3 separate regions of the Homo sapiens genome follow, and regions 1 and 2 are each linked to region 3. A link is a loop called in an ENCODE intact Hi-C map of the cell type or tissue named here. Cell type or tissue: B cell. All regions are shown on one strand. Region 1 has its middle 120 kb from the start of LINC02461. Region 2 overlaps PPHLN1 (periphilin 1). Region 3 overlaps PRICKLE1 (prickle planar cell polarity protein 1).

The links. Hi-C counts contacts between places; a loop is a spot of excess contacts. Peaks named below come from ENCODE experiments on the same cell type or tissue, not always from the same donor. Only the 100,000 strongest peaks of a DNase experiment are listed, where the experiment ranks them.
Region 1: a loop joins it to region 3, with 10 times the contacts of the local background. A loop is called at or near these places in 3 of 110 quality-filtered maps.
Region 2: a loop joins it to region 3, with 2.2 times the contacts of the local background. A loop is called at or near these places in 3 of 110 quality-filtered maps.

Annotation. Positions count from the first base shown.
Region 1 is chr12:43,276,042-43,280,041 of GRCh38, forward strand. No RefSeq gene overlaps it. Among named protein-coding and RNA genes, the nearest start is that of LINC02461, 120 kb to the left of the region's middle. In B cell, no CTCF peak of the experiment used is centred here; a DNase peak (open chromatin) is centred at 2,470; H3K27ac peaks cover 326 bases.
Region 2 is chr12:42,392,704-42,396,703 of GRCh38, forward strand. PPHLN1 (periphilin 1) reads left to right here. Exons shown (of 10, transcript NM_201439.2): 8 at 867-986. Among named protein-coding and RNA genes, the nearest start is that of PPHLN1, 69 kb to the left of the region's middle. In B cell, no CTCF peak of the experiment used is centred here; no DNase peak of the experiment used is centred here; H3K27ac peaks cover 381 bases.
Region 3 is chr12:42,467,663-42,471,662 of GRCh38, forward strand. It overlaps PRICKLE1 (prickle planar cell polarity protein 1), which reads right to left. Exons shown (of 8, transcript NM_153026.3): 3 at 2,584-2,697; 4 at 1,788-1,925; 5 at 964-1,167. Among named protein-coding and RNA genes, the nearest start is that of PRICKLE1, 120 kb to the right of the region's middle. RefSeq lists enhancers at 1,842-1,941, 1,952-2,001. In B cell, no CTCF peak of the experiment used is centred here; DNase peaks (open chromatin) are centred at 1,069 and 1,929; H3K4me3 peaks cover 2,018 bases; H3K27ac peaks cover 3,896 bases.

The DNA.
Region 1 (4,000 bases), 810 kb after region 3:
GGTGAGGTTGTGGAGAAATAAGAATGCTTTTACGTTGTTGGTGGGAAGGTAAATTAGTTCAACCATTGTGAAGACAGTGCGGGGATTCTTCAAGGATCTAGAACGGGAAATACAATTTGAGCATGTTCTCACTCCTAAGTGGGAATTGAACAATGAGAACACATGGTCACATGGAGGGGAACAACACACACCAGGGCCTATTGGAGGGCTGGGGAGTAGGGGAGGGAGAGCATCACGGCAAAGAGCTAATGCATGTGGGGCTTAAAACCTAGATGACAGGTTGATAGGTGCAGCAAACCACTATGGCATGCGTATGCCTATGTAACAAACCTGCACGTTCTGCACATGTATCCCAGAACTTAAAGTAAAATAAAAATTTGAAAAAGATAAAAAAAGAAAAAGGGGGTTGACCATGTTATGAAAGGGCCACACGGGGAAACACCTCGGTCATTCAGGAGGCAGAGGGAGGGGAAACTGTGGGCAAGAGCAATTATTGAGATTTCCTGGGAAAGAACAGGTGAAGAGGGTAAGCAGGTTTAGGACTGGATCATTTGAATAAGTTTAGCATATTTAGGACATAGTGGCTATAGGACATAGTGGCTGTCGGCTGTCCTTGGTTTTCTGGTACCTGATCTTGGGTGATTAGGGCAGGTGGATAGTGTCTTGGAGTGTAAGAGTCTGGTAAAGGAGGTGGTGGTTGGGGCATGGGCTCTGAGTTGGTTGGTTGGTATTTGAAAAGAGCTCAAGAGCAAATTGTTTACCATCTCTTGGAATTGATCAACCTTGGCAGGGAGTCCTTCCAGAGTCAACAAGGGCCCAGATGTCAAAGCATCAGAACCCAGAAAATAGAAGACATGGTTGACACAGAAACAACCCCAAACCCAGTAAATATAAATAACATAGTTTACAACTAATACATGTATCGTATACCAAAGGAATGAAAGAATTTAGAGAAATGATTCTCACCTTTGGGAATACATTAGGATGACCTTTGGATTTATAAAGGTAATCACGTTGAATCCCTATCCCAGACACTGACTTAAGTTGTCTAGCGTGAGGCCTGGGCGTCTCCTGATAGGAGCTCCTTTTAAGAGCTCCCCCAAGTGATTTTAATTTGTAGCCCAAGTTAAAAACTACTGATCTCTAGATCTGAAACTGAAACTCAGAAAGGGTAAATAATTTGCCTACATTCCACAGCTAATATGATGGTAAATACACATCTCTCTTCCAAATTAGAATTTAGTTACTTTTAAAAGAGGAAATACAATATTCCCCTCCAAGTAACCAATGTTTTTCCCATCTGAATAACCCAAATACATGTTTTATTTTGTTTCCAACTTTACATATTCCTTGCATTAACCAAGTACCTATTTAATATTATTGCAGAGAAATCTTTGAACCCAGGCATAGTTGATACCTAGAATCTTTTTCTGTCCAGCACATCAACTTCTGTCAGGCTTTTACAACACCACCCCACCCAACTCATACGGTTATGGCTAGCCTGTGAATGACACTGGTGCATATAGGGCTGAGAGTTATCCCATCATGGTATTCCAGCATTTTATCTTTAGTAATTGGTCCAAATGATGATCACATGAACTAAGCTGGACCAGTTAGAATGCTTCCACCAAGATTTCAAATTTGGATGCTGGAGAGACGATGTGTCTCTGCCTTGTGGATTGTAGGCTGTAAGCACCAAGCACTGAGTAAGCTTCTTTGAGATCCTGTCTAAGGCATGAGAGAATGATGCCATCAGGAAGAGAAACACAAATACAAACAGAACCACAAGACGGATAAGCTGATATCATTGTTTGAGCTTCTGGAGTTAGTCAGGCTTAAATACAAACATCTCCACCCATGGACTTCGCAATTATATGAGCCGATAAATTTCCTTTTTAAGTTATTTTAAATTTTGTTTCTGTCACTTTTAACTATTCCTTACTAATTCAGATGTTTTCAAAAAGTATGTATTATTTGGGGTCACAGTCCTGTACAATATAACCAGGGAGTGCCCAAGAAGACTTTGAACTGGATGTGCTTTTCTTCTTATATGTACAATTGCTTCATTGTGTATGTAGGTTCTCCAGATCCAAGTTTAAAGAAAGGCTGTACTGCAAATTAAAAAATCACCAATAAAATATTTCGTAACAGTCCTTTAGAGAAGACTGAGATTCCAATGACAAAAAAAGCCAATAAATCAAAATCAATTACTAAACATCTGCTGTGTACCAAGAAAATGTGAAATGTATAGGGAGGCTCCAAAAGTAAAGAGGACATGGTCACTACTCTTGAGAAGCTCAGAACTTGTGGGGAAAACATGGACCCAAAGTAACCAGCACTCCAAGATAAAGAACACGTGGCAAGTTGCCAAATGAGCAGTATAAGAATACTTTAGGGCTACATATGTTTAAAAGAATGAGCGATAGTTGTTAGACAGAGGTGATCAGAAACACTTATTGTTGTTTTAGAGGAAGTGAAACCTGAACTGTCCCTTGAAGAATGGAAAGTTTTAGCAGAAAGTTTATTTTTGCCTACAAAGATAAAATTCCACGTAACAGGCTTGAGTTACTTCAATACTGCAAATATAGACCGATAAAAATCGAATTTAATGCAGTAGAAACCCATCTCATTACCTGCAGTTCCATATCATTATTTTGAAATATTTGTTACAATGAAAAAAAAGATTTATGAAGAATATAGTATCTGTCAAATACTTTTTGAGATGGTTATGGTTCTTGTCCCTAAAGGTTTTAATCTACTTAGAAATTTCAAATAAATAAGTTATTAATTTGAGGGCTGGGCACGGTGGTTCACGCCTGTAATCCCAGCACTTTGGGAGGCCGAGGCGGGTGGATCACAAGGTCAGGGGTTCGAGACCAGCCTGACCAACATGGTGAAACCCCGTCTCTAATAAAAATACAAAAATTAGCTAGGCGTGGTGGCGGGCACCTGTAATCCCAGCTACTCAGGAGGCTGAAGCAGGAGAATTTCTTGAACCCGGGAGGCGAGGTTGCAATGAGCCGAGATCACACCACTGCACTCCAGCCTGGGCGACAGAGTGAGACTCCGTCTCAAAAAAAAAAAGTTATTAATTTGAGTAATATCTAAGACAAGATACCTAACCCAAATTAAGGAAAGTCAGAGTAGGATTCTTGGGAAAAGGAGCATCTAAACTAAAGCTTTATTAGAAGTCAAGTAGAAGTAACAAAGTTTCTGAAATGAGAAATACCTGTATATGGTAAATCAAAAGAAGGTCAAAGTGGTGATATGAAGGTACTTGTGAGAGTAGAAGGGGCAATAGAGAGTTTAAACAGTGTTTATTAAATAGTGTCGAGAAAAAAGGCCATGATGATGCCATAGAGCAGCTGCTCTCTAGTAGCATGGGTCCCTGTGGGTCTTTGAGACACTTTCACAGAGTCTGTGAGTCAAATAATTTTGGCATAATGCTAGTACATTATTTGTGTGTAAAAGCTCATTCTCTCGTAAGTGTACAGTGGCATTTTTCACTGTACATTTGGAAGAACCATGTAAAAGAGTGAACCAATATATTCCAAATAACAAATCATGATGTTACAAAAATCATGCATAGATAAAAATCCACTAAAGGTGCAAGATAGGCCAATGTACAGAACTAGACAGACTATAAAGCAGTAGTCCCCAAACTTTTTGGCACCAGGGACCAGTTTCATGGAAAACAATTTCTCCATGGACCAGGGGGTAGGCGGAGATGGCTTTAGGATGAAACTGTTCCACCTCAGATCATCAGGCATTAGATTCTCATGATAAGCATGAAACCTAGATCCTTCACAGGTACAGTTCAGAACAGGGTTTGTGCTCCAGTGAGAATCTAATGCTGCACTTATCTGACAAGAGGCAGAGCTCAGGCAGTAATGCAAGCAATGGAGGTAGTGGCTGTAAATACAGATGAAGCTTTCAGTGGCTCACGCCTGTAATCCCAACACTTTGGGAAGCTGAAGCAGGCAGATCACCTTAGGTCAGG
Region 2 (4,000 bases), 75 kb before region 3:
AAAAGACATTTTACTTTCTTCATTTTTATATTGAGCCCATTGGCTGATTGATTTTCAGATATGTTTTAGTATAATAGATTCACATCAGTGAATATGGAAAAGAAAGAAACACTAAGGTACCAAGCATTATTGTGGATACTTCCAGATCTATTACCTCCTTCAATTCTCACAACTGCTTTGCAAAGTGAGCATTATTAACCCCTATTTTGTAAATGAAGAAACCAAGGCTCATGGTGTCGTAAGTTAGGTGTATAAAGTCATCTACCTAGCAAGTCATTAAACTGCGATTCAAAGCCAGGTCTGTATATAACTGCAAAGTCCATACCTTGTTTAGTATTGTGTGCAGTTAGATAAAGGAACTAGTAGTAGGATCAAAAAATGAAATTTAAGTTTAAAAATTTTGTGTAAGGAGTAGGATTTATGTAACTCACTGTACACTGTAATAATAGCATATCTGTACGTTTCTGTTGTATTAGGAGTTTGCTTTACTGAAATTTAGACATTACTTATTTCATTAAATATGCTTAAAGGCACAAAGTTGAAATCAGTATGATGTCTTTTATATTCTAAATATAATTATTATATGAGTTAATTGTCAGTGTCTTTTGCTTTGTTACTTAGATGAATTTCTAGAGTCTTATGTAAATGAAATTAAGAATTAGATCTGGTCTATATGTCCCAAAGGAATTGCTACTTAAAGTAATTCCATGTTGAATATTTTTGAAGGAGGAAATAAAGAATGTACCTGTTCTCCATAGAAATTTGGAGGCTTATATGATTTTAAATGTAAGTGGAGTGTACTTCTTGGTGTATTTGAAGTTTAAAAGCCCTTGAGAATTGTAACAGAAATGTTCTATTTTTATTAGGTGTTAGACAAACCCAGTAGGCTAACTGAAAAGGAACTTGCTGAGGCTGCAAGCAAGTGGGCTGCTGAAAAGCTAGAGAAATCAGATGAAAGTAACTTGCCTGAAATTTCTGAGTATGAGGTAAGGCATAATGTCTCCTTTATGTTTCACATCTGAAAGTTTTGTCTGGATTTTAAATTATGGGCGAAAAATATTTGGTTTATTCCTATACTTCAAAATATATCCTTATGGATTACAGGTATTAAAATTACCACACAGAATGATAGTCAGAATATGAATGACTCTGAATTCAGTAATCACGCTTTGTCTGAATGTTTCCTGTAGTTTTGGTGTGTAAGAATAGTATAAATATGGAGTATAAGAAAAATGCGTTATTTATATACTTCTTTTAATGGGCTTTGCTGTTAAAAGTATCTCAGGAAATCATGCTAAGCCACTAGTTATAAACCAGTGAATTCAGAACAGAAATCTAATTTGACCTTGGATTGTGGACCATATTTATATTGCTTGTTATACTTCATGCAGATTATCTCATAAATATCCCAAGAAATAAAATTATTCATTGTCTGGGCAACCCGAGACCTTGATGAGTCTTGAATACCGAAAGATGGGAACATTTTTGGGACCATAGAAAAAGGTTTATGACACGTTTGTATTAACATATTTTGAAATGAACTGAAAAATTTCTGTATAAACTGTAACATCTCTAAAAGGGAAATATAGAAATTCTGTGGTCACAATTAAGCTTTTAGATTCAGGATTTGATACTATAGGAATTCTTTGACATGACAGGTAGAGAATATAAAAATCCGTCCCGTGACAAATTATTTTTATTTGAAGGAGCATTCTGGCTTTTTGATTTACTTTTGGAATGACTTTTATAGAATGTTCTTTGATAAAAGGGATCAAGCATTGATATTGTATGTAAAAATAATACTTAACTACATCTTTATACAGTGAAAAGATCCTTTCCAAAGTAACTAATGTACACTGCTCATAAAAAGTATAAACCCTATCAGAACTTACGCAAATAGAGCCTTTCTTTTTAAAAATGCTGATCTGTCTTTTAGATATCGATTGTTCTTAAGTGGGTCAAGGTTTCCTCCTTATTGTAGCTATAATAATAGATATTTATGCATATTCTCCAGTAAATGTATCAAAAACACCAAGCTGTTCCTTCTTGGTACTTTTCCAGCACTATTTAAAAGCATGAACAATACTTTTCAGTAATACATTTAATTGGATTATTTTGGTTATTTTCTCTAATAATTTAGAATAATGTTTCTACATTAATCATTGATATTTATGCTTCAAAATTGCTGCTTTGGAATATTGGTAGTTTGTTTTATGGAACCAAAAACTTTCAAAAAGAATAATTTCTTAATACTTCATCTCCAATTAACAAGGCTTTATTAATTTATGAACATTAATAGTATATTTATCCTCCCTTCTCCCATCATTTTTTATCTCAGGTTTTTATAAAAGCTCACTACTGTTCTCAAATTTAAATATTCTGCTTGGGTTCTCTCATTTCTTGAATGCATCTTGACACTGAATAATCCATGAGTGACTTCGGATCTAGAAAGACTTTTTAAACATCTTTTTTTTCCTCTAAAATTTGCTCAGAATTCGCTAGATTTCAAATTAATGAAAAGTAAATAACCCTAAAAAAAATCTGTAAGTTGAGTCATAGGTCAGACGTGTTCTTTTGTTGGATCAAAGGCAAGATATGTGAGAGTAGCACTGATAACCATAATATGTTTATTTCTGTATGTCATTAATGTTGAACAGCAGCATCAATTTCATCCCATTCTCTAAAATATTTTTCTACTTAGATTGATACTTTTTCGTACTGGAAATCATTTGGGAAATTTTTGAGATAATTTTTGTAAACTTAGTCCCATATCATATTAATATTTTTCTCTTATTAATACTTTAGCTTATTAATATTTTGCTAATTTGTTCTCAGGCTATTGTTAAATAGTTACTCATTTCAGTGGTCCGTGCTTTTTGAGAAATATAATTTTGGCCTTGGTCCTGTAAACTGATATCTAATTTGACAGAATAGCCTGGAAAGAAGAAAGGCCTTTGATGCCAAGCAAGAGTTTGGCAAAGTACTGTGTATGTGTGTGTGTGCATGTGCGTGTCTGTTTAAATCTAATTGTGGCAATATTTTATTTTATATGAGCCTTTTAAGTAATGGTTCATGTACTTCAGAAACATTGTGTAAATTTCATTATTATGAGCTGAGATAGATAGAATGAATGCTTAAGTTTCCACCTTGTCTTCACTTGCTGCCCTCATTATAGTTCTAAGCAATTTGTTTGGGAAAACGTGTAGTTCATAGAAAGTCCAGTGAAATTGAAGGTAAATTCAATAATATACTTAAATATTCAGGCATGTTGTGGTTCCTGCCACTTTTCAGTTTTATACTTTCATCTTCTGGGCTCTACTACAGCATTTCCCAAGGTATTTGACAGCATATCTGAAGGGTCTTAATGGTCTGAGGAAGAAAAAAAAAGATTCTAGTAGCCAGTTTATTTGAGATGCTAAGTTTAAAAGAGTTAGGTTGGTTTTGATATTTCAGCACTTTTTAGAGATTTTAATTTATTATTAATATGTTCATCGGTGTTCAGTAAGAGGATAATAAAAGAGTTTGCATAATTTACCAAACTTTTGACTATGTAATTTTTTTCACAGCATGTATTTCAGGATTAGTGTTTTAAGGCACACTTAAAAAATACTGTACTAGTTTTCTTATAGTTTATTTAAATTCACTAAATATGCATTGTATATCCACTTGTGTCAGACATTGCTTTTGAGGTACCATCCTAGCCATCAAGAAGGTTGCAGTCAAGTTTTGTAGAGATATAATTTGCTGTCCTTAAACAAATAGCTGTGAGAGTTTTCTTTTGGTTGTCAGAATGAAAAGAAAATTGTTTGAAGGATATTAGAATGTCCTGGTAGATGAGACCTAGGCAGGAAGATTGTTTGAGGCCAGGAGTTGCAGACCAGCCTGGGCAATGTAGTAAGGTCTTGTCACTACAAAAAAAAAAAAAAAAAAAAAAAAAAAAAAAAAGCTGGGTGTGGTGGCCGCTTAGTCCCAGCTACTCAGGAGACTAAGGTGGGAGGAT
Region 3 (4,000 bases):
TTGAACACGCGGGGCGGAGGTTGCAGTGAGCCAAGATTGCACCACGGCACTCCAGCCTGGGCAACAGAGAGCAACTCCATCCCAAAAAAATAAATCAAAACAAAACAAAAACAAAAATATGTTCAAATAGAACATTGTTGAAAAAAATGTATAAAGTAAATGAATGTATAAAAATAAAAACAAAGTTTATTGTCATAGATTGAAGGAGACTAAGAAGATACAACGAGTAAATGCAATGAAGCACCCTGGATTGATCTTGGATAAGAAAAGGAGCATCTGTTAAAACACTGGGAAAATCTAAACAAAGACTATGGTTTAGTTAATGGTATTACACTGCTGATAATTTCTTAGTTTTGATACATATATTATGGTTATGTAAGACGTTAGTGTCAGGGGAAGCTGGGAGAAGGGCATGCAGGATCTCTCTGTAATAGCTTTGCAACTCTTCTGTAAATCTAAAATTATTTTAAAATAAAAAGCTAAAGGGAAAAAATTTTTCCTTTCAAGCCATCATCCATTCCCACCTTCCCCGAGGGTAACTACTATTAATTTGGTATTTGTCTTTCCATACCTTTTCTGAGCATAAACAAATACATATATCATATTGTTTTTTAAATTCTTAACAAAAATGAGACCATCTACTACATGCTCTTCTGCAGCTTGTATTTTCTCACAACCCACTGAAGACATAATACTTATCAAAGTACAAAGACATCTGCTTCCCTTTCTATCAGGAAGGTGAAAAATTAATTGCGGTTTTGACCATTATGGCAAAAAACCGCAATTACTTTTGCAGCAACCAAATATAGATCATTTCATTGTATGAATGTACAGGATTATGTTTAAAACATGCACACAGAACAAAATCCAGGAAATTTTAGTATTTTGCTTGATGTAAACAGTGGAATATTGGCTTAATCTAAGCTTATTTTTCCCAGTGTGAAAGGATGAACTTTTTTTTACCTCGTCACATGCTGAGCACCGTGGTTTGAGCAGTTCTGCATGGTGCCTGCCACAGTGAATTTTTCCATCCTGATAAAAATAGATGAGGTCGACCAGCAGCTCATTACACGTGAAACAGACAAAACAGGATGGGTGCCAGCACACACCAGGGCCCGCACGGGAGGCGAACACTGCAACTTCACCTCCATTTATCTTCAAACCACACTACAAACAAATGGGTTTGAATGTAAAAGGATCATTTTTTAAAGACAGGATTCTCAGGCTTTCCTACTTTAGGATAAATCTCGAATTTGTCAGGAATGTATTTATTTTTGCTACCTCTTTTAGTGATTAAATAGCTCTTTAATGCTGGATTACTGGTGATTCTCCACTGTAAGGCACGTGTCTCAGACATACTACAACTATTTCTAAGGACGGTGTAATCTGATTCACACAAATAGTGGTTTTCCTGTGCCAGCCTCCTGCTGGATACATTTCCTACTCTGAGAACTGCCAGCAAAGATCTGAATGTCTTCATTATGTTTCTGCATCTTTTGAATACGAGATGTATCCTAGCACCTACCTCCATGCCAGGATCCTACCAAAGGCAGGATTTCACCCAATGTTTGCATAAGGGTGACTGACTCCTGCTGTCATACACAGCAGTGTAGCTAGTTACAAATATGAAACATGATTTGCTATTTAATAAAAAGCTAGGCTGTCTTTCTCTCATTTTCTGGAGGCTTTCAGGACCCACACCTCTGCTAGTCCAGTCACCTACCCCCGACTGTCCACCCCATCCACATCACTGCCACAAGCTACGCATCAGAGAAGGGGCTGCTCACCTGCTCACACACAGCATGCATGACTGCTCTGGACAGAAGCTTAATTGTTCCTCTTCCCAGTGCTTCTTTCTTCCGCTGAGCACTGAACACCTGCAACTCTTTTTTCTCCTCTTCACTCAAAGACTGGCAATACCGTACCTTCACAGAAAGCAAAACAGAAACACCACACTGAGTGCACAGTCTTTCTCACCAGTTCTCTACTTCCAGAGTTAGGGTTTCAGGAAGTGAAACAGTAAGTTTAGCTCGCCTGTGTCACACCCCCACGATTTTAAAATGACACCATATCTGAATTTTACAGCCTCTCTAGAAAAAGGGAAATGCAATGTGAAGGAATACTTTTTTTTTAAATAAGAAATGTTTAATTGAAAACCCTTATCAACACAGAATTAAAAAATATATATAGGACATTAACCTTTCCACAAAAGGTTTAAACTTGTTAATTGCCACTTTTACTCTCCATTCTACATGCACTCAACTCAACTGCAGGCCTGAATGACCATAAAGCATTCACTCTGGATGCAGGGGCTGGGAAATCTCAGGAATTTGTAGGTTCCTGATCATTGGTGGGTGGCTGCAAACACTATAAAAACCAACTTGTGTTAAGTTTATTACACTGATACTCTTTTCTCTCTTTCTCTCAAAGAATGGAAAGCTGTATTCTCTGGCCAAATTTTAACTAAAGAAAGGCAAAAGGGAGCCCTCGCCAGTGAGGAGTTGGGGTTTATGAGCAGCATCTCAATGCTTCTCATGCATTTTTTCTTCTTTTTTCTAATTAGCCTTCTTCCTGCTATTTTACCTCATTATCATGTGGTGGTAACTGGTACAAAAGCTGTTTAATCCGATGCTTCTCTCCGGGGCTGTTAACGTAAGGAACTTTTTCCTCTGGTAAGCAAGCAAAATAGAGCTGGATCTGCAAAAGAGACAGTGAGAATGGCATCAACATACAGAACTGAGCATCTCAGCTCACTTAATCTTTAAAAGTTACCTTTCCCTAGGTACAGGGTTTGGCCTCTTGTAGCTAATGAGAAGACCAGCTGAGCCAACTCAGCAGAACTGCAAACCTTCAGATAACTAGCACCCAGCTGCTAAATTGCTCTTCAGGAATGTAATTTGTAGTGACAATTAGGGACATCATAAATTATGCACCATAAAATATGCACATTTAAGACCACTCTTCCCGGTGGTGTGGCTCACGCCTGTAATCCCAGCACTCTGGGAGGCTGAGGCTGGTGGATCACCTGAGGTCAGGAGTTCGAGACCAGCCTGACCAACACGGTGAAACCCTGTCTCTACTAAAACTACAAAAATTAGCTGGGCGTGGTGATGCACGCCTGTAATCCTAGCTACTCGGGAGGCTGAGGCAGGAGAATCGCTTGAACCTGGGAGGCAGAGGTTGCAGTCACCCAAGATCGCGCCACTGCACTCCAGCCTGAGTGACAGAGCAAGAATCCGTCTCAAAAAAAAAAAAAAGACTACTCCTCCTCAGCCAGTCTTCCAAGGGGTCAGACAAGAGATCAGCAAGAGAGAGAGTCCTGGGTGAATCCTGCAAATTACTACACAGACTGTGTGAAATGGTCCAAAATCCAGCCACTACACGAACACATTTAATTTGCTCTCTGAATTTTACACAACACAAAGACAAAGGCTGTTTTGCTAAATGTTGTAAACTCTTCTTTATCAGGTTCTCTCAAACATCAGCTTTCTTTGCTTCCATGAGTGCTATTTTCTGAATACCTGAAGTCAGCCTCCCCAGGCAAACTGGAGAGAAGCCACATTGAGCTGTACTTTGCTCACTCTGAAAGGAAAACTTAATTTCTGCTTGTTTGTTTTTCTGATGTCTTTAAAGGAACATCCCTTAATGAGTACTGCAAAGGATACTGCAGAGCTGAGAAGGAATAAAAGAAAAAAAAGACAGGAGACAGGAATTTAGGGCCTGTCTACTTCAATACCTTAGTACCACACAAAACCTACCCACTCTAAGTTGTAAGAAGGGATTCTCTCTAAGTAGTTTGTCAAAATATTGCTTTTCTAACTGCTTCACCAGCACTCCACCCTCTCCCCATTCTATCAGCTCTAGAAGCTTTTTACAGTTATAAACACTTACTGAATATCAGCTACATGCGTGCCAGGTACTGTGCTATGCCATGGATAAATAAGGATACCCTATTCTCATAAAACGTCCCACCCTACAGGAAACAGAACCCTAACATCAG